2 separate regions of the Mus musculus genome follow, and region 2 is linked to region 1. The links are chromatin loops, found by intact Hi-C in ENCODE. Cell type or tissue: left cerebral cortex. All regions are shown on one strand. Each heading gives the region's core, and the rest is flanking DNA. Links, peaks and the distances in the headings are about the cores only. Region 1 has its middle 10 kb from the start of Gm33632. Region 2 has its middle 22 kb from the start of Gm33577.

What was found. A loop is a pair of places that touch in the nucleus more often than their neighbours do. Peaks named below come from ENCODE experiments on the same cell type or tissue, not always from the same donor. Only the 100,000 strongest peaks of a DNase experiment are listed, where the experiment ranks them.
Region 2: a loop joins it to region 1, with 10 times the contacts of the local background. A loop is called at or near these places in 2 of 42 quality-filtered maps.

Annotation. Positions count from the first base shown.
Region 1 is chr8:86,142,209-86,153,459 of GRCm38, reverse strand. It overlaps the pseudogene Gm21030. Among named protein-coding and RNA genes, the nearest start is that of Gm33632, 10 kb to the left of the region's middle. In left cerebral cortex, for the core only: no CTCF peak of the experiment used is centred there; DNase peaks (open chromatin) are centred at 3,405 and 4,786.
Region 2 is chr8:86,227,092-86,238,342 of GRCm38, reverse strand. It overlaps the pseudogene Gm23904. Among named protein-coding and RNA genes, the nearest start is that of Gm33577, 22 kb to the right of the region's middle. In left cerebral cortex, for the core only: CTCF peaks have their summits at 4,424 (motif pointing left) and 6,150; a DNase peak (open chromatin) is centred at 6,147.

The DNA.
Region 1 (11,251 bases), core at 1,042-9,041:
AAAGTACATTCTGGTTTTGTTGTTGAATAATTATTTTATTTTTCAGTTATAATTCTTGGTGTTTTCTAGGTCCAAGTCTGTCATCTGTTACAGGATTTCCAAAGCTTTTCTCCTACTCTACAGGTTGCCTGTTTATACGCCTGATTTTTTTTAATTCAAAAGCATTTACCCTATACAAAGTTCAAGTTTTTCTATTTTAATTTACATCTTATGCCTTTTTGTATCCTATTCACAAGATTTCCATCTATGTTTTTCTCCTCAAGTTTTATAATTTAAGTTCTTACATTGTGATTCACCTGGAGTTAATTTTGTATAGTGTGGGCAAGGGTGTTAGTTCATATTTTTACATGTGAATATACAACTGCTTTATCACCGTTTGAAAAGATTATCTCCTCTCATCTGTCTTGATACTCAACTGACTACACAAACATGGACTGTCCTGAGCTTTGTCCCATTCTGATGGTCACATGACCATCTTTATCACAAACTTCAATTGCTATGTTTTACTGTAAGTCTTTCATTCAGATACTACGGATTTTTTTAAAGATTGCTCTTGCTTTTCAAGATTATATTAGCTACTAAGTCCATTGCCTTTCAACATTAGGTTTTAACTCTGCTTAATATCTATTTAAAAGCCTATTAGTTTCCAAAAGAAAGAAACTGAGCTCTCACATACAGTGTCTGGGTGACAGAGCTCAGCACTAGGGGCATGTGCTAGTGGTGGAGTGGAAGGGAACAGATTTACCTTCTTGCCTGAAACGACTAACAATTGGACAAAACACCGTGGAAGAGCCTCAAGGTGTCAGCCTCTTGGTAGAAGGCAGGCTACGAGCAGGAGGGGCCCTACAGCTGTCCTGGGTGGTCTGGAGAGACGTTTTTTAGTAGACATGCAGGGGCAACCTGGGAAGGGTACATTTTTCTCTCTGTGCTGCAGAAATTGGAATGGAAGGGGGTGGCTTAGATTCACCAGGTAAGGTGCTAAAGGGGAGAGAGCTGTGTAGCAAAAGGAGTCCAGAGAGCTGCCAAAGTCTCAGTACTGCTGATCACACGGGAGTAAGAACCTTCAAAGAACTGTAAATAAGACTCTTACAGAGTCAAGTCTCTGTTCTCACTATCTGGAGTGGAAATCCTCATAATCCTAAGGATTTTTGCCTCATAGAGGAGAAATTTTACACTAAACCAGATGATACTCTTTTCAAACCTTAAGTCAGACCTGGCAGGACCCAATTGTTTTCAGGTAACAGAACTATACCTTCAAATGTGGCTCAAGCATATGTGAAAATATAAAAATAATGTAAAGGACCCAAGAAGGAAAATTTGAAAAAGCTTGGCAAATATTTAAAAATTAAGAAGTGAGCAAAGTAGGACACGTACAACCCATAATGAGGAAAGTCAATCAAACTGACCCAGAAATGACACTGACAATAAAGCTACTGAACAAAAGCCTTATGACTGCATTCCGAGTAGGCCAAAAAGACTGACCATACTGCAGTATGTGGACAACATTTAAAAATAAAGCATACAGATCAGCTCAGCAGGTAAAGGCACTGCTCCCAATCCTGATGACCTGTGTTCCATGCCTGGAACTCACAGGGTGGAAACAGAGAACTGACTCCCACACACAAGTTGTCCTCTGACTGACTCTCTCTCTCTCTCTCCCTCCCTCTCTCTCTCTCTCTCTCTCTCTCTCTCTCTCTCTCTCTCACACACACACACACACACACACACACACCAAATAAGTACAAGTGAATACGTGAAATATATAAGTCAAACAGTTTGCTTTCTTCCAATCTTTTTATTCCCCAATTTTTATCACTCAAGCTTAGCACTCTGTCTTCAATTTCATTTAACTCCCTTTTGCCAAATCTGTTTAGATTTTAAATCTAACCAATGATTTCTAAATATTTTATTTTTTTCAATTCTAGAAAACTCCTACTTTTATATTTCCTTGTCCATCTGAGACTTTCATTCACTGACACTCTGAATTTCACTTAAGACAAAATTATCATCATAGAATAGTCACAGATTCTTAAGATTGTGATCTGTTTTCTTGGTTCTTTTGTGATTGTTTGGGGGTGATTAGTTTATTCTTTTTGAGTAAAAATCTTCCTATAGTGATGGTGGCCAGGCTGGCCTTGAATGTTCTCTGGACTCAGACTCCAATGCAGGACTCACAGACCTACAGCACCACAAGTCATCATCTTAGTTCTCTGCATGTTACTTAATTTTTGGATTTTATCCAAAATTATTTAAATTATAGTAACAATTTTATTGTGAGCATTATAAAAACAATTCTAGATTATGTTTTTTTTCTCCTTTGTTCTTGCAGATTCTTCTTTGACTGTTTTAAAAATCCAACTTCTGGTTCTAGAGTCAGCCTTAGTCTCACTAAGTCCAGATCTCAGTCTCCATTGGTGTTGCTTTGAGTCTTCTGCATACTCATAATTTGGAAGCCAATCATAGCCACACAGAATCCTCTCCCGGATCCTCTTTAGTGTGTGGAGTAGTCCAGATTCAATTTTCTGGCTCCCTAGGCCAGAATGAAGACAGATTTGGCCACATGCACTGATCTTGTATTACTTATTTCCCTTCCTGCAAGTGGCTGCTCCCCACTAGAGTCTCATTCTCTGCTGCCTCAGGCTTTAAGGTCTTAGGTTTGCTTCCTTCAGTAGAGGGCCACTGCTTCTGTCCGTTGTCTCTTGTAAAAATCCCAAGGCTGGATACTTTATAAATAAAAGAGGTTTACTTAGCTCTGTAGGGGATCATCAGTCCTACAGATTCCACAGCCTCTCTGGTTGTGTCATAACCTAGAATATGGTATCATTACAGAAGTGCTTGACTATAGAGATTAGACACCAAGAGTGGAAGCTGGAGCAACTCCAGGGGTTAAGCTCACTCTTTATAGCATCCTCCTTTAAAACCCGTGCCTCCAATGACTTAATTATCGTGCACCAAACCCCATCTCTTAAAAGTCTCACAACCTTCCAGCATGACCCAGTACAGACTAGGCATCCAAGACATGAAGCACTAGGGGACACACTTAAACCATAGTAATGTGCAATCTAACATGACTCTATCCCATTATAACTAGAAACTTGGAAGAGCTGTGAGAATCTTATTTTTAAAGAGTATAAGAATTGATACAGATGTACAAGTATTCCAACACACTTAATAAACAGGCCATCCTCCTTGGCTCCACAGAACTAACCATTTTTGTCCTATGTCAGGTTTTCAAACACTAATATATACTTTGAAGTCTCTTTTTTTTCCTGTTGTCTATAAGTGTGGCACTGACTCACAGTGATTTTATTGCATAATATTTAGTTGTGTGTGTGTGTCTATGTGTGTTCATGCACATTCCACAATGCTCATGAGAAGATCAGAGGAAAATCTGCCAGAGTCATTTCCTGATTCCACCATGTACATTATGGAGGTAAAACTCAGGCCACCAGGTCAGGCGGCATCAGGACTTTAACCTAGTGAGCCATCTTGTCTACCCATATGAATATAATCCTAGAAGAAAAATTCTCCATCATGATTATTCTTTATGGTCTTCTAGGTTATTCCTAGAGACTTATTCTTTAACATATATTCTGAGATTCTATTTGAAGTTTCACAAAATATCTGTATTTAGAAGTTGCATAATATCCATATATTCATTTAAGAAGAGCTGACTTAAAATGAGTTCCCATTTAAGGATGAAAGATAGTTCCAATTTCACTACAGTTTTATACTTGTCATCAAATAGCTCCTGTAGCTTTAAATGTATACTTTATTCTAAACATTGTATAATTTTCTTTTTATAAATAATTTCTGCATATTTTGATGGACTTGTTTCTAGAGCAGTCTAATTTGTTTTTCTATACCTTTCCAAACTTTTGGGTTTTTTAAAATAACAATTTTTAATTGTTTCATGGTTTACAAGTAACTTTCAGCAATACAACTGTTAACTTTTCCCTCAACGTTTACATGGTTTATTTCTTGCTTTGTATTGTTGACTCTTTCTTTCTATTTTATTTTATTTTATTTTAAGATAGAGTTTCATGCTGGTTTCAAACATGTTATATAGTCAAAAATGGCCTTGAACTCTGCCTCCCAAGTACAGGGATCACAAGCCCTCAAGTCCAGTTTGTATGCTCACTCAATATTATGCCCTGGCTGTAATGGTCATTCTTTATCATTTGATTAGTTGAAATGTGTTTATTTGCTGTTTAAATTCACTTTCTACTGTTTATACCTTTGAAGCATTACTTATACTCATAATTATTTTCCCTTATTGCTTTTTTATTTATAAGTTCAACAGCTATTAAATTTTATCAAATATTTTTATATATATTGCTATGACTTTCTTCTTTGATTATTTGATTACTATTAATAAATCATACTGATAGGTGACAACACCAGTCTTTCCTTGAAAAAATCATTGCTTTGATATAAAATCCTGAACAAATTGTCAAAGGTCTAAAAATGCTTCTTTATTCATTAGTAACATTTTTAAAGCAAATTTTATGCAAAATTGTCAAAAATCAGGGTTAAAATTGCACTGACTTTATAAATTGAATGTGAAAGTTTGCATTTTTCCATGGCTTGAAATGTCTAACAAGCACTATGATAATTTATTCTTGGGGCTAGAGAGATGTCTCCAATAGTTAAGATTTGGATCCCAGCAGCCATGTAACAGGATGGGTGTCTTATCCATACTTGTAGCTTCCAAAGAGGGCAGAGACAAGACACTCACTGAGGCTTGTTAGCTTTGACTAGCTCAGGGAGAGACACTGCCTACAAGGAATAGTTATAGAAGAACTCCTCTGGCTAGTGCAGGCATAGACACCCTCACACACATGCAATTACATGCTCACAGACACATACACACAGAATGAATAAATAATTTTTAAGAGATATTTATCCTCTAGGAAATAAACTCATTTCAGCCATACTAAGCTTACCAGGATAGAATATGAAATAAAATTTTAGATTCTCCTACAGTCTTTGTTCAACTAACTGTTCCAACTCCTGGGTTATATTTAGTAACTTTATTTTTCTAAAAATTCCCTATTTCCTTAAGGCTCTGAATCTGAATGTCATAGTTACACACAATTCTTATTTGCAATTTTTCAAATGGATATAGCCTCTCGCTCATAGCAAATGTTGCCTATTTTTGTTCTTTATTGCCTTAATTAGGCTTGAAAGCTACGGTGTTTTTTCAAAGGAGCCAATTTCTCCAATTACCTTTTTTCACTTTCTGTTTCACTATTTCAATTTTCATCCCATTAATTCCCTCTTCTTAGTTACTTAGTTTATGTGGTTACTTTTCTTAATTTTAAATGCTGAGTGCTTTGCTTTTGAAGTGTTTTCGTCTTTTTTTTTCCTTTAACAATTAATGATTTTCTCCATGACTAACTCCAGTTTTTATGAAAACACAGAAAAGAAATGCCTTTTACAACTGAATGCCATAAACAGTTGATTGCAGTTACCAGGTCAAGCACATGTGATTAAGTTCCTTCTCATATTTCTGTTTTTCTTTTAAAGGCCATAGCAGAGGCCTGAGGGCCCAGCTTAGAGTTTCTAGGGACCCTAGGAGCTGTAGGTGCTCTGGAGGAAGTTCTGAGAGGCGGCCAGACATAGAGCTGAGACTGCAATACCAGGAACAGATAAGCCATTCTACATCATTTGCTCTCATCTGGCGGGTTCCTCCGGCCCCCTTTCCCGCCCCTCTCTTTCTTCCTGTTTGGCCTGTCATTTTGAAGAATTCTCCTCCCATTAGACCCGTTGTGGTAGAGTCCCATTTAACTACACCTTTAGCCCCCTTATCAGTTCAGCACCACTTCCTCCGGATCTCCCCTTTCAGAGCCCTTGGCCCCCAAGTCCCTAGGGCTTTTCCACAATGGTCTCTTTTCTAGGTTGCTTCCTTAACTTCCATAGTTCTGCCCTCAAGCCTGACCTCCAATCACAGCAGTATTTCTCCAAACTCCCACTGTTGCCTCTATTCCTGGAGACACGCCTCCAATCACCTGCTCTTCTTGCTTGCTCTTACTTGCCGGCACATCTATTGAAGCCTACTTCTACAGAAGACCAGCTTAAACAGCTAGCCTTGTGGGACTGAGCAACTACTAGATCCTTGGACTTCCAGTTTACAGCTGCCCATTGTTGGGTTAGTCGGACTACATACAGACTGGTTCAGATGATGAAGAAGAACAGAAAGTGCCTCCACCCCCAGAGCTTCCAAACCCCTTCCTCCAACTCCTGCTCCTGATGAGCATCTTGTATCCACCCCCACCCCCCCTCCCATCACTGGGAAGAAGATTCCTGCCAGCAAAATGCAAGAACACATTTGCATTGGGCTTCTTGACCCCCACTGGCTGGAGCAGCAGGATTGTTCCATCAGAGAGAAACAGGGTGATGATGAGGGTTATACACCAAGTCTGGATATTGAGAGCAGCTTAAAGACAGTTCGCTGAGCAATGTACTGACATCTTTGGGATAGAAGAGACAGCCATTGGTAAGAAGATTGGTGAACAGGAGATCTAGAAGCCAGAGGAAAATGTGACTTGGGATGGCCTTTCAGGCAGCATGGCCCTGACCCAGCAGGCTGCCCTGACCAACATCACCCTCCAGGAGCAGATCCAGCAAGAAGACCGGCCCTAGCAAGCCCAGTAAAATCCCTCAGCAGCCACCACCTTCATTGTTAGCCACCAATATCCCCAGCTCAGCAACCCCCATTGCATCAGTGCCCTGGCCACCTGCGATGCCATCTCTGGTCCCTACCATAGTACCTGCCATGCCTCCACCACCTATGGTATCTGTGGTCCGGCTGCCCCCAGGCTCACCTCTATGCTACCCAACATCCTCACGCCCAGGATCAACATGGTACCTATGCCTCCTGCAGCACCTCCCATCCTGGCCCCCCACCTATGATTGTGCCAACAGACTTTGTGCCTGCCCCCACCTATGGTTCTGGATCCAAACCCAGCTCCAATGTCTCCTGTACACCCCCTACCTCCTATGGAAGATGAGCCAAGAAACTAAAGACCAAGGACAGCTTAATGCCTAAGGAAGAGTTCCTGCATAATACGATGGAATGGAAGCTGAGTGGGCAGGGTCTGGTCTTCATTCTCCCATTCACATACCAGGTCTCTGCCATCAAAGTGAAGATTCATGAAGCCACGGGCATGCCTGCAGAGAAACAGAAACTATATTATGAAGGCATCTTCATCAAGGATTCCAACTCCCTTGATTACTACAACATGGCCATGGCCAGTGGTGCTGTCATCCACTTCACCCTCAAGAAGAGAGGCAGTCAGAAGAAGTAGCAAGAGATACCTGCAATTGGACTCCTGCCATTGTACATCTTTCCACCGCCAATTCCAGGAGTTTCCCTGGGACCTCAGGCACAGCCTGGACATTTGATTCCCTCTAAGCCACTCCATAGAATGAATTTCTTGTTTAGATTCTGGGTTGGAGGTCCTTCAAGGAAGTGCATTGAAAATTGAAAACCCAGGATTGTCTCACAGGACAGTTTCATAATGCCAAGCGATGCTTGGCTGATAGAATATGGATACTATTATTCATCATTTTGTATCATGTCTTGGTTTCCAATAAACCTGTTGAATCCAGGCATAGGACATGCATGCCTGTAATCCCAGGACCTGGGAGTTACATGCAGAAGAGTTAAAAGTTCAAAGCTAACCTCAGCTGTACAGCTTGAGGCCAGCCTGGGCCATGTACTGTGATATACTGTGTTTAAAAAAAATTATACTTAAACTAAAGCTATTAAACATAAAATAAATCTTTTTAAAAACATCACTACAGGTACATGCAGTTTTAATTTAAAGCTCTAATCCAATTTAATTCAGCGTTAGTAGAGAAAATGAAATACAATTAAGGGATTTGTTTAAAAAATTAAAACAAACAAAGAAAGCAGAGCGAGTCATGGGGACTAAGCTAATCAGCAGCATCGCTCCATAGGCTCTGCAGCATCGCTCCATAGGCTCTGCCTCCGCTCCTGACTTCATTCCTGCCAGCATCCCTCCATAGGCTCTGCCTCCGCTCCTGGCGTCAGGTTCCTGCCGGAGTTCCTGCCTTGGAGCTACAAGTGTGGAGTGAAATAAGGCTTCTCTGCCCCAAGTTCACTTTGATCAGTGATTTATCACAGCAACAGGTAACAAACTAGGAAAATTTTTAAAACAAATATAGAAAAAATTTGACCTGACTGAAAGTTTAAATTTTACATTCAAAGTTTGCTTGCAGAATGTAGCAAAAATCTGTGCCTAGGGAGAAAATGGTAATTCCAAATGCTTATTAACAGAAGGAGAATGGCCTAGATATTTTTATTTGCATTTTTGTTAGATATTTTCTTCATTTACATTTCAAATGCTATCCCGAAAGTCCCCTATACCCTCCCCCTGACCCTGCTCCCCAACCCAACCACTCCCGGTTCCTGGCCCTGGCATTCCCCTATACTGGGGTATATAATCTTCACAAGACCAAGGGCCTCTAATCCCACTGATGGCCTACTAGGCCATCCTCTGATTCATATGCAACTAGAGATACAAGCTCTGGGGGGTATTGATTAGTTCATATTGTTGTTCCTCCTATAGAGTTGCAGACCCCTTTAGCTCCTTGGGTACTTTCTCTAGCTCCTCCATTGGGGGCCCTGTGTTCCATCCAATAGATGACTGTGAGCATTCACTTCTGTATTTGCCAGGCACTGGCATATCCTCAAAAGAGACAGCTATATTAGGGTCCTGTCAGCAAAATCTTGCTGGTAAATACAATAATGTCTGAGTTTGGTGGTAATTTATGGGATGGATCCCTGGTTGAGGCAGTCTCTGGATGGTCCTTCCTTCTGTCTCAGCTCTGAACTTTGTGTCTGTAACTCCTTCCATGGGTATTTTGTTCCTCATTCTAAGAAGGAGTGAAGTATCCACACTTTGGTCTTCTTGAGTTTCATGTGTTTTGCAAATTATATCTTGGGTATTCTAAGTTTCTGGGCTAATATCCACTTATCAGTGAGTCATATCATGTGTGTTCTTTTGTGATTGGGTTACCTCACTCAGGATGATACCCTCCAGATCCAACCATTTCCTTAGGAATTTCATAAATTCATTCTTTTTAATAGCTGAGTAATTGTGTAAATGTACCACATGTTCTTTTTAATAGCTGAGTAATTGTGTAAATTACATATTCTTTCTAATAGCTGAGTAATTGTGTAAATGTACCACATGTTCTGTATTCATTCCTCTGTTGAGGGGCATCTGGGTTCTTTGCAGCTTCTGGCTATTATAAATAAGGCTGCTATGAACATAGTGGAGCAAGTGTCTTTCTTACTAGTTGGAACATCTTCTGGGTATATGCCCAGGAGAGGTATTGCTGGATCTTCCGGTAGTACTATGTCCAATTATCGAGGAACCACAAGACTGATTTCCAGAGTGGTTTTATCAGCTTGCAATCCCACCAGCAATGGAGGAGTGTTCCTCTTTCTCCACATCCTTGCCAGCATCTGCTGAGTTTTTTATCTTAGCTATTCTGACTGGTGTAAGGTGGAATCTCAGGGTTGTTTTGATTTGCATTTCCCTGATGATTAAGGATGTTGAACATTTTTTCAGGTGCTTCTCAGCCATTCAGTATTCCTCAGTTGAGAATTCTTTGTTTAGCTCTGTAGCCCATTTTTTAATAGGGTTATTTTATTTTCTGGAGTCCAGCTTCTTGAGTTCTTTGTATTAAGGAAAAGTAATTGTTGCTTCCTGTTATTTTTGTTGTTAGAGTTGGGAGGGATTCTGTTCTTGCAGCTATCTTCTTTTAGGTTTGCTGAAGGATTACTTTCTTGCTTTTTCTAGGGAGTAATTTCCCTCCTTATGTTGGAGTTCTCCCTTTAATATCCTTTGAAGGGCTGGATTCCTGGAAAGATATTTTGTGAATTTGGTTTTTTCATGGAATACTTTGGTTTTTCCATCTATGGTAATTGAGAGGTTTGCTGGGTATAGTAGACTAGGCTGGCATTTGTGTTCTCTTAGGGTCTGTATAACATCTGTACAGGATCTTCTGGATTTCATAGTCTGTGGTGAGAATTCTGGTGTAATTCTGATAGGTCTGCCTTTATATGTTACTTGACCTTTTTCCCTTACTGCTTTTAATATTCTGTCTTTATTTAGTGTATTTGTTGTTCTGATTATTATGTGTTGGGAGGAATTTCTTTTCTGGTCCAGTCTATTTGAAGTTCTGTAGGCTTCTTGTATGTTCATGGTCATCTCTTTCTTTAGGTTAGGGAAGTTTTCTTCTATAATTTTGTTGAAGATATTTACTTGCCTTTTAAGTTGGGAATCTTCACTCTCTTCTATACCTATTATCCTTAGGTTTGGTCTTCTCATTGTGTCCTGGATTTCCTGGATGTTTTGAGTTAGGATCTTTTTGCACTTTGCATTTTCTTTGATTGTGTGTCCATGTTTTCTATGGAATCCCCTGCACCTGAGATTCTCTCTTCCATCTCTTGTATTCTGTTGCTGCTGATGCTTACATCTTTGGTTCCAGATTTCTTTCCTAGGATTTATATCTCCAGAGTTGTCTCCCTTTGGGTTTTCTTTATTGTTTCTACTTCCATTTTTAGATCTTGGATGGTTTTGTTCAATTCCATCACCTGTTTGGTTGTGTTTTCCTATAGTTCTTTAAGGGATTTTTGTGCTTCCTCTTTAAGAACTTCTACCTGTTTAGCAGTGTTTTCCTTTATTTCTTTAAGTGAGTTATTAATGCCCTTCTTAAAACTCCTCTACCAACATCATGAAATATGATTTTAAATCTGAATCTTGCATGATTTTAAATCTGAATCTTGCTTTTTGAGTGTGTTGGGGGTATCCAGGACTCACTGTGGTGAAATTCTTGTTTGCCTTTTGCCATCTGGCAATCTCTGGTGTTAGATGTTCTAGCTGTCTCTGGCTAAAGCTTGTTCCTCCTGTGATTCTGTTAGCCTCTGTCAACACTCCTGGGAGTCCAACTCTCTCCTGAGTCCCAGTGGTCAGAGCACTCTCTGTGGGCAAGCTCTCCTCTGGCAGGGAAGGTGCACTGAGGTCTGGAGCTCAGCTCTGCCTCCTGGCTGAGGATGAAGGCTGAAGGGACCCTGTCCAAGAAACTGTTGCTTCTACAGTCCGTGTGCTCTCCTGCATGGACTGGTCTCTGGCATCGACCATTCTTTAGGATAAAGTTAATAGGTCTAAATAACTTTGAAAAGACTGAATGCATAAAAAGTATTTTTCTTATT
Region 2 (11,251 bases), core at 1,688-9,687, 84 kb before region 1:
TGACCCATTGAACTAGCATGCAGGTCCCATACCAGTCACAATAGACGAGTACAAAGGTCCCTGTTTCCAGCATTTTCACAGATCAGTTCAGGAGATACTGAGGGCAGAGTAAAAGATATTTGCCTCTCCGTTTATTTGAGACATTTAGGATGCCGCTGAGATCTTCCTCTGGGCAAGAGAACCCATTCCCCTCTATGTGAAACATAAAGAGTCTTTATCTTTAAATAGGGAAGAGGTTGGTGTCATTTTGTTCCTCTGGTTTGGCCTGTAAGACTGGAGTTGGTCAGCCAGAGCAGAAGCAGCACACTTCTGGCAGGTCTTACTTCCCATGCATGCTTGTCCTGTAAGCAGGCTAGCATGCAACCTACTCTGGTAGGATGGTGCTCCATCCAAGGGGACTTTTTTCCATCTGAGGGAACTACTTGAGCCTTGAGGTTTCCTGCCATGCAAGCGCATTGTAAATTTAACCCATTTTACCCAAGCATTCAATTTTTCATAACCAATTTTTATATACCTGATTTTGAATCACGTTAAAACAACTTTAAGTTTACTTTAAATGCATTTTGACTTATTTGTTTCAGGCTTAGCTTTGATATATATATATATATATATATATATATATATATATGACTATGCAATAGGAGATATAAATTGGTCTCTCATTCTAAGCTTGTCTTTATAAATAAACTACATTTGCTCTTAGCATGGCATACAAGCATAGATCTGACCACATTAAATAATTTGTTCATTTATAAGGTGATCATTAACTTAAATGTCTCAGTTCTTGTTAACAGTTTATAACAAGTTGGTACAAGATTAGGATTTTATGGCTTGTCTCTGTTAAGTCTGGGCCTTAAAAATTGGAATTGGAGATTTAACTGAAGATCTTTTGCCATCAAAATAAAATCTTAAACTGTAAATGCAGTCCGGAACCATTGTGTTAGATTATTATTTAAGAGCAGCTGTAGAGAGATGAAAGGCAGAGAGAAAGAGGTCTTGGCCTGACCTTAGATGGGACCATGTTTATTTATGAGCAGGGACCACTTTTTTCACCCACATGTGAGGGCAGCCAAAATGTCTGCAGAAGAAGATGGGATGCAGTCTCTTATAGGTGTAGAAATGATGTCTGTAGACCACAAGGGAAGCTGGGAAGTATAATCTTTCAACAGCAAACTATCAGTGGCTCTTCCTGACAGGAACTCACTTCAAAATCCCTGAGGATAGCTGATTTTAGACTTCTCTTTTTCCACCAGCAATCCTCTGTCTGGTCAGAGTGCACCCTGAGCTGAGCACAGACCACTGCTATTTGGGAATTTGGGGGTCCTCTTTGCACCTAACAGTCGATTACATTCTCTCTCTCTCTCTCTCTCTCTCTCTCTCTCTCTCTCTCTCTCTCTCTCCCTCCCCTTCCCCCTCTCCCTCTCCCCCTCCCCCTCCCCCTGTCCCTCTCCCTCTCCCTCTCCCTCTCTCTCTCCCTCTCCCACCCTCCTTTCCTCCCTCCCTCCCTCCCTCCCTCCCTCCCTCCCTTCCTTCCTCTCTCTCTCTCCTTTGTCCTTTCTTACAGTAGCATTGAAAGATACCCCAAAGCAGCAAACACATTTGAGGCTCTGTTTTAGGCAGCACAGCATTTGCAAATTCCTAAACTAGGGAGATGAGAGAGCATATGGCATGCATTATGAAATTATTAAAGAATAAATTTTGAAATATATTGAAAACTCCTAACTGCCAACTTTAGGGGACTTCATCACCAACCATACTCATTCTTGAGAAGCCAGAAAAGTCTGTATGACAAAGGTGTTCGCTAGCCATATGTGAGGACACACACCCTGAACTCTGGAGTCCAAGGATAGCCAGGGTTACAGAGAGCTGCTGGCCTGCATGGACTGCAGAGTGAGACCCTGTTTCAAATAACCACCATCCCCCACCAACCACAACGATAACAAAAACAACAAATTTGACGAGTTGCATCTTGACTTGAATCAAGTTCAAGAGTAGGTTGTGTCCCAAACGCCTGTCTGTCTTCCAGCTTTTTGTTCACCTCACACCTTCTGGCTTTGGGAAACACTGTCTATCCTGTAGGGAGAATGCACCCTCTTAGTCTAGTCTAAGAGTACTCATTAGATGTTCTGGCATGAGAAAGAATTTGGGGCTTGTCTTGGGTTCTTGGGATGACAATTTCAAAATTTCTTGCATAACAAAGGTGTTTTAGTTATGATGAGAAAATTATCCCTGAGAACCCTTGAACAGATTTAGGATGGAAGCTCTCTCCTTCTGCTTACAGTTTAAGATGTGATCTCTCAGCTGCTGCTCCAGCTGCAATGCCTGGTGCTTGCCACCAAGCTTTTCTGCCATGAGAGTGATGGACTGTCATCATTCTAGAACTGTAAGCCTAGATTAACTCTTCTGTTTAGAAGTTGCCTTGGTCATGGTGTTTTATCATGGCTATACCTAAATAAGACAATATCTCTGTCAGAATCATTTATCAGATCATGAAGGTTTCTGTGGGTGAGCCCTGATGTCAGAGCAGCATCTGCATCATGAACAACCTCTTCAATGTGTGGAATGGTATAATAGAATCACTATATATCCAGTTGTGGTTCTTGCCTGTCTTTTTAAGGAAGCTTAGACCATCAGATATTAGCATGGATGCAGAGAAAGGAAACTGGAATTGTGGGCAAAGTTGAGTTCTTGAGTTGATACCCCATATGACAAGAAGACAGCACCATCAAGAATAATTTTGGGTCATGGAAATTCATGTAGTGAGAATATAAACCCTGACTTGGTGTTTTCTAAATACCCACTAATGGTCTTACAGACCTGTTAGATAATCATTATTTCCTTCCTTTTATATATAAAAATGAGACCTTGAAAGTCTAATAGGGCGATCCTTGTAAGGACCAGAGGCAGACTGAGCCCACCCAGGTTTGATTTTATTCATCCCTTGTGTACTATTCCATAATGCCTGACTTGGTAAGAGTGACCGGTAGTATTTTAGCCCTACTCTTTGTGATAGGGAGCCTCTGAGCGGGAGCCTGGGACTTAGCCACCCAGCTAAGAATGAAGAACATGCCTACAGAAGGAGGGGAGATGGACCACAAGGGCTTTGGGGAGAAATTGAAGATTGTGGCAAGGCCATAATGAAAAAATACTGTGAAGGAAGAAGAGTTGGATAAGCTCCAAACAGAAAAGAGACAGGGTCAGCTCTCCTGCTCTGATAATCTTAGGGCCAGCTCTTCTGCCCGCCATAGATGACTGGGGGTTGGGGGGAACTCTCCCTTGTCCTTGTTACCACATGCCAGTTAGGTGGCAGGCCCAGCTTTCCCATGCTCAAGCTCTTGGGCTGGCTCGCATGCATCCTTGCCACCAATGTCAGCTCTACTCTTCTGCCCACGGGAGGTACAGGGCCTGCTTTCTGGAGTGCCACAGCTGTTGAGAGGAATCAACAGCTCTCCTGCTCTCATGACTGCAAGGCCAGATTTCCCACCTGCCACAGGTAGTGAGGGATTATGGTGGAAGAAGGGTGCCCCTCCAATATCCATGCCAACACACAGAAGATGAGTGGTAGGGCCAGTCTCCCACATTTGTATCCTCAGGATCAGCTCACTTGCAACTCCCACGTAGTATAGGGTGAGCTCTCCCGAGTACTGCAGCTGGTCATCGCCCCTGCTCTCCTGCCCCCAGGGCCAGCTCTCCTATGATGCCCAGATGAGGGGTGGGGCAGTTCTGCACAGCCCTTAGCCATCAACATCACCTAGGGCAGCAGCCCAGACCAGGGACATCTGCCTGGTCTTTAGTGGTAACAGACCTCTGCTGCTCCAGGACCACAATCCCAGATGTGATCCCCCAGTGGCAGCACTGGCCAGGATTCTGTCATGGTCCCAGGTGGCATTACCAGCTACTCATAGCAGGCTGTTCCTTACTACCTTCAAGTCCAGTTCTGTCTCTTTCCATTGTGCCCATATCCTTCCATTTCTGTTTACTTGTTCCTTTTGGTGGCACCTGAGTGCTTGTGCATTGTATATGGCACCAGGTAGGTGTCATCTCTGGCATGGTCTGTCCTCTCGGGGCAGCAAAGTTCCAGACTGGTGGTTGTCTCAGGCTAGTTCCCTGTCTAGACCCCATGGCACCAGTCTGATGGTTGTCTCTAGCTCACTCACCTGGCCCATCCAAGTAGCCCCTTAAGGGAGTTGTCTGTCTCAGGCTCACTCCTGTCCAGACAAGGTTCTTCTAGTCGTTGGCTTGTTCTACATCTTGGAATCCCTTCTTGGCCTGCCTGGCACCAGACTGGTGGTTGTCTCAGGATAGCTCCCTGTCCAGGACTCCTGGCACTGGACTGGTGTCATCTCAGGCTTGCTTTCTTCAGGGAATGTTAGGCTCATTCAGATGTCCATAGGTCAGAACACTGTACACAGACATAGTTTTTCTCCTCTGCCCTCTACTGATGTACATGTGACACAGCAGCCATACCTGTAACAACTATAGGGGCAGTTCATACCAAAACTATAACCAGAACTCTCCAGTTACCTCAATTGGACCTTTAAAAAAAGTTTGTTATAGTTTTTCTATGAAAAGACTGCATCAGGCTCCATATGGGATGCTTGGTCCCCAGCACGGGGGCACTATTAGGGCAGGAAGCAGAAACTTTTGGAGATGGGTCCTAGCTGGAGAAAACAGATCAGTGGTCATGTGCTTTTGGAGGCTATGGTTGGTCTCCAGTCTCTTCCCTTTCTCGGCTTCCTGACCACCATAATGTAAGATATTCCATCTGTCACACCTCCCGCCATGATGGGCTGAATCTCTGAAACTTGTGAAGCAAAATAAACTGTTCTTTCCTTGAGTCATTCATGTCAGGCATTTTATCACAGTGAATAGAAAAATAACAAACATCAATCATTAGTCTACAGGTAACAGGTATCGAGCAGCAGGAGCTGGCGTTGTGATGAAGCCTAAAGCCAGGTTGACTTAGAAACTCCCCTCTCAAACTGATGAAGGATCCTTTGCCAGAGTATGCTTCCATGTGGCTTATAGATGTATCATCCCAGAATAAAGGGAGAGAACGAAAACAGAGTGAGATGTCCCAATATAAAACAGTCTTTTCCTAAACTCAAAGAGAAAACTGTACTGACATTCAGACAGTAAGAATCCTTTGGCTCCTGTGGATTGAAGGACCATGAAACACAGCGGCGGCGAGGAGATACTGGACCAGCCTCTTTCCTCAGTGTTAACCTTTGAATGTTGTCATGTTCAAGACCATTTTATCCAGTTTACTTGCAGCATAGCAAAGCAATTTACATTAGTTTTTACTTAGACTGAAGGTAATCGCTTCCATTGTTTGATATGATATTGCATGCTTGAGGTGTCTTAAAGCTGGAATCTGGACGTGTGTCCTCTTACAGTCACACAGCACAGTGCTGACTGGATGCTCTTCCAGCTCTCTGGCTCTCAACTTAAAGTTAAAAAAATCAATCTTTATTTCCTGGCACCCATCTCACACACATACAAGGGCTTCATAGGATTTTAATTCTTTTGGTGTCAATTTTAGTAAGTTGAACTCAGCCAGGAATTTGTCTATTGATATTTGCATCACAGTTATACATGAGACTTGGTGGTAGAGAGCACTTGCTTGGTATAGGCCCTGGGCCCACCTTTTCCTCTCTGTAGCGCTGGAAGGAATATCTTCTATTTTCCTACCTGACATTTTATACCTATTTAAGTATTTCTCTCAACCTCAACTGACATGCCAAATATTATTATGCCTTAAAAATAATTTAATATTCTTTCATTAATGATTTTATAGTCATTGTCTCTTCTCTTCTATTTTATTTGAAGTTTGTACTGGTTAGACAAGCAATTTACCACCGAGCTATGCTCCAGCCACTAGCCTCTTGAAATGTCTAGGCCATTCTCCTTCTGTTAATAAGCATTTGGAATTACCATTTTCTCCCTAGGCACAGATTTTTGCTACATTCTGCAAGCAAACTTTGAATGTAAAATTTAAACTTTCAGTCAGGTCAAATTTTTTCTATATTTGTTTAAAACATTATCCTAGTTTGTTACCTGTTGCTGTGATAAGTCACTGATCAAAGTGAACTCGGGGCAGAGAAGCTTTATTTCACTCCACACTTGTAGTTCACAGTCTGTCCTCAGGGGGAGCCAAGGCAGGAACTCCGGCAGGAACCTGAAGCCAGGAGCTGAGGCAGAGCCTATGGAGGGATGCCGGCAGGAATGAAGTCAGGAGCGGAGGCAGAGCCTATGGAGGGATGCCGGCAGGAATGAAGTCAGGAGCTGAGGCAGAGCCTATGGAGGGATGCCGGCAGGAATGAAGTCAGGAGCTGAGGCAGAGCCTATGGAGGGATGCCGGCAGGAATGAAGTCAGGAGCTGAGGCAGAGCCTATGGAGGGATGCCGGCAGGAATGAAGTCAGGAGCTGAGGCAGAGTCTATGGAGGGATGCTGCTGACTAGCTTAGTCCCCATGACTCGCTCTGCTTTCTTTGTTTGTTTTAATTTTTTAAACAAATCCCTTAATTTCATTTCATTTTCTGTACTAACACTGAATTAAATTGGATTAGAGCTTTAAATGAAAACTGCATGTACCTGTAGTGATGTTTTTTAAAAGACTTATTTTATGCTTAATGGCTTTAGTTAAAGTGTAATTATGCTACTCCTCCCCCATCTTTCTTTCATCCAGGCTCTCCCAGCTAACCTTCCTCAGTCCCCTCCAATGTCACCCACTCTCCTTTTCTTTGATTATAATTGTTGCATATGTGCGCGTTCATATGTGTATTTGCAAATACAGATAAATACAACCTGCTGAGTCCATTTTTTTTGTTTGTATATAAAACATTTAAAAGGAAGACTACTCTACATTAGACAACCACTAAGGGGACTTGTCCCTGGGAGAGGCTAAATCTCCTTTTCTTGGCAGTTATTAGTTACTTATAGTTCATTGTCAATGGGATCTCATGAAATTTTCTCCCTTGCACATTAACATGTGTATGATATGGCCATACACCTATGTTCTGGTCTTGTTTATGTGGCCATTTCTAGGAGAGACTTTCATAGCTGACTTCCAGCATTCTGGCTCCTACAATGTTTCTGCCCCTTCTTTTGTAATGTGCCCTTGTCATTCATAGATGCAGAAGCTATGGTGTCAATGTGTCCATTGGGGCCTGGCTCCCTGTGACCTCATGAGATCTGGATTGTGACCTGTTGTGGTTTTCTGTGATGGTTTCTACGTGCAGTAATGAGAGGCTTCTTTTCATGAGGGGTGAGAGCTACACTTATCCAGGAAAGTTGGCTCTCATAAGACTTGCTCAACCCACTTTCTTAAACAGCTCAGATCCATCTCCCTGAGAATGGCACCGGATGCATCCACAGTGCACTGAGCAACTTCACCAATTAGCAACCACGAAAACGCCCCCACAGACAGGCTCACAGGCCAATCACATGGAGGTAATTCCCTGAGATCACCTCTTCCCAGGTATGGCAGGTTGACAACTGAGGCTAACCTGCAGGGCCAGCCAGTCAGTCAACATTGGGGACCACAACTGGGGGAGTGAGGATGATTATAGGAAAGGCAGAAAGAAGATGCAAGAGACAAAGATGGTTAATACCGTGCCAGAGAGTAAGTGTATTTTCTCAGTGTCTTTCAAAGACAAGCAACACACGAATAAACAATTCCACTTCAATCCTTCTTAGAAGGGGGAACAAAATACCCATGGAAGGAGATACAGAGACAGTGTGAAACAGAGACTGAAGGAATGACTATCCAGAGACTGCCCTACATGGGGATCCATCCCATAAACAACCACTAAAATCAGACACTATTGTGGATACCAACAAGAGCTTGCTGACAGGAGCCTGATATAGCTGTCTCCTGAGAGGCTCTGACAGTGCCTGGCAAATACAGAAGTGGATGCTCACAATCATCCATTGGAAAGAGCACAGGGTCCCCAAAGAAGGAGCTGGAGAAAGTCCCAAGGAGCTGAAGGGGTCTGCAGCCCCATAGGAGGAACAACAATATGAACTAACCAGTAACCCCAGAGCTCCCTGGGACTAAATCACCAATCAAAGAAAACACACGGAGGGACTCATGGCTCCAGCTGCATATGTAGCAGAGGATGGCCTAGTTGGCCATCAATGGGAGGCAAGGCCCTTGGTCCTGTGAAGGTTCTGTGCCCCAGTATAGGGAAATGCCAGAGCCAGGAAGCAGGAGTGTGGGTTGGTGAGCAGAGGGAGGGGGAGGGGAAACTAGGAAAGGGGATAACATTTAAAATGTAAATAAAGAAAATATCTAATAAAAAAAGAGAGGGAAAAAAGCATGAACAATTCCAGCATGACCACAAATCCTTATGTGGCAAGATTATGGAACACAGTATCTATGTTTGACTAAGGGCATTTCCTTTAGGCTTGCACAGTCTCTCAAAGACATATGCATAAGTGGAACAACTTGGGAGATTATAACATATGTCCTAACTAAAAACAAAGATAGATGTCAGCAAACTCATTTATGATTAATCACAAGCAAGAAGTCAGCCAAAGTTAGCTCTGAACATGCTCCCCACACTAACTGGACGATATAGCTTTCTCTCATGGTATTATAGGTAGCATTGAAGCATATCTTTTTTTAAAAAATACATAAGGACATATATTCTATCTTTATAATATACAGATATAATTCACTCCCCTTCAATACTTACCAACTCATGAACGACAAATGTTAGGACAGGAGCCTCACCATTTTAATTCTCCCCTGCAGCCCACATAAAGCACTCAGTGATTTATATCATATAAGTACAAGCAGTCGAAAGGTATTATAAACTACACATGTGATGGATCAGTCAAGAAAACCTTGCAGAAATATCAGGCTGCTGTTTGGTTTGGTTTGGTTTGGCTTGGTTTGCTTTGCTTTGCTTTGCTTTGCTTTGCTTTGCTTTGCTTTGCTTTGCTTTGCTTTGCTTTGCTTTGCTTTGCTTTGCTTTCCCTCTCTGGGCTGATCTCACACTGGACTTGGTGCTGCAGAAGGTACAGGCCATGGGGTGTGAGTGAAGAAGGCTTCTGAAAGGTGTGTGGTAGCTTAGATAGGAGGGACTCACAAATGCTGGCAAAATGTCTTCAGGAACTCCTCTGTCCTCAAGCACCAGGGGATGGTCCAGCACGAACCACACCCTAATCTTGTTCATTTTCATCTCCACGTTTTTGCAGCATCACTCAGATAGAGTCTGAACATTTGCCATCCTAGATCACCTGGGGACCTATGTGACAGTCTTATTCCTCAGCTCAGTTCTCAGAGTCATTTGTGTTCAATTTAAAATCAGATCTGCCCAACTGCAGCTTGGGATTGAGTCTGCTGTCCGCAGTCAAGCGTGCCCTCTCTATGCTGTCTGAACTCTCCCCAGGACCCCTTTCCTGATCTCAGCCTAGAAACCCAAGCCTGTGCTTCTCCTGTGTGTGTCCTATTTACTATTCAGTTTGCCTAGGTATCCATGTGGGTTGATGTCAGAGAAAAGGAAAGTAAGAGGATCTCTTCTTAGGACAGCCACTAACATCAAACAGAGGGCCTGTGTCCCCAAGGTTGGAGGTGACTTCCTGGTTGTTGTCACCACGGCTATGGATTTTACATATGGGACTGGGGAGAGAAAGAACAGACTCACAGAGGCCCTCAACTCTCTGACCAGAAGGGAAACCTGCCCTGGGAGCTCATTCCTTCCACATTCTGGGGCTTCTCCAGGTCTCAGCCCCTCTGAGATCACAGAGGGAGAGAGAATACAGCGAGGCAGGGAACTCACTACCCTGCAGTCCTGCTTCAAGGCAGATTCATCGCTGGCCTTCCAGAGTCCTCAATCAGTCTACATGTTATCTGTTTGCACCTTTATTCTGTTACATCCAGTAGGAAAACATAAAGGATTCTCTTCATTGGAATAGCAAGTGCCATTATATATATATAATTTGAGACAGAGTTCACCATGAAGCCCAGGCAGGCCTCAAATCTGCATTCCTTCTACTTCTTCCTTACCAGTATCTGAGAATGTAGACGTGGACCACCATTTTTCCACTGCATATTTCTAAGTTTTATATATAAACATAAAATTGTTACAGGCCTTATTGCTTACTAATTTATTAATTGTATTTCTAACGCAGATGTAATAGAAGCCTAATTTAACTACTGCGCCCATTTCTCCACAGATGTTTACTTTGTTTCTGAGTTTTACTGTCCTGTCCCTTGGCCTGTCTACGTCTGCTCATGAGAGCTCCTCTAGTTTATGCACTTAGAATCGTCACCACCGAGTTAAAAAGAGGCACCCTTAGCTCTACAAAGTCAGTTTCTAAAGTAGTTGTTAATTAACACTTTTTTTCTAGAAATACTGCAACAGTCTCCACTCCTTTCTCACATCCTAGCAAACAGTGTTATTGCATGAATTGTTTTATATATGTATATATATATATATATATATTCTGCCCTGATGGGCATAAGATGGTATCTTTATTTAAAGTTTCATTTTTCTTTTAAAATGTTTCTGGGTGCATGAATACACATACATATGCTATTGTAGAGATACATTAAAAAATGAGAAGGCCATAAGAACAGCAGAGAAGGTTGCATTAAAGGTTTAGTACACCTAGACCAATGTCACTGTTACCTCAGAGAAGGCAGAGGGCCTAGCTGTGGTGGTGAAAGGGAATGGGTGACCTGGCTTGAGGTTTTCCCACATTTCTTATATCTAGACATTAGCTTCACAATAAATTATGATCCTCTTGTTGGTATGATTCATTTTATTTTATTCTCTCTCTCTCTCTCTCTCTCTCTCTCTCTCTCTGTGTGTGTGTGTGTGTGTGTGTGTGTGTGTGTGTGTGTGTGTGTTATACATGTGTGCACACATGTGCTGGCAACAACATAAGAGAGTTTCATATTGAAATATCTTCCCCAAACACTCTTTACCATGTTTGTAGATAAGGTTGGGACTTAAGGCTTTGGCTAGACTGGCTATCCACTGAACCCCAGAGTTCCCCTTGCCTCTGCCCAGCACTGAGCTCACAGGTACATGCTACCATGCCTGGCTTTTTGTACAGAATCTATGTATCAAACTTAGGACATCATTCCTGCATAGCAAAGATTTAACCCACTAAGCCATCTCCCTAGACCTATTTCTTATTCACATTATATGTTTCTATTATAACAAATATGAATAGACTATATTTTAACAAAACTCTTGATTAAAAAAACTAAATATGACACAAGAATGTTTTTGTC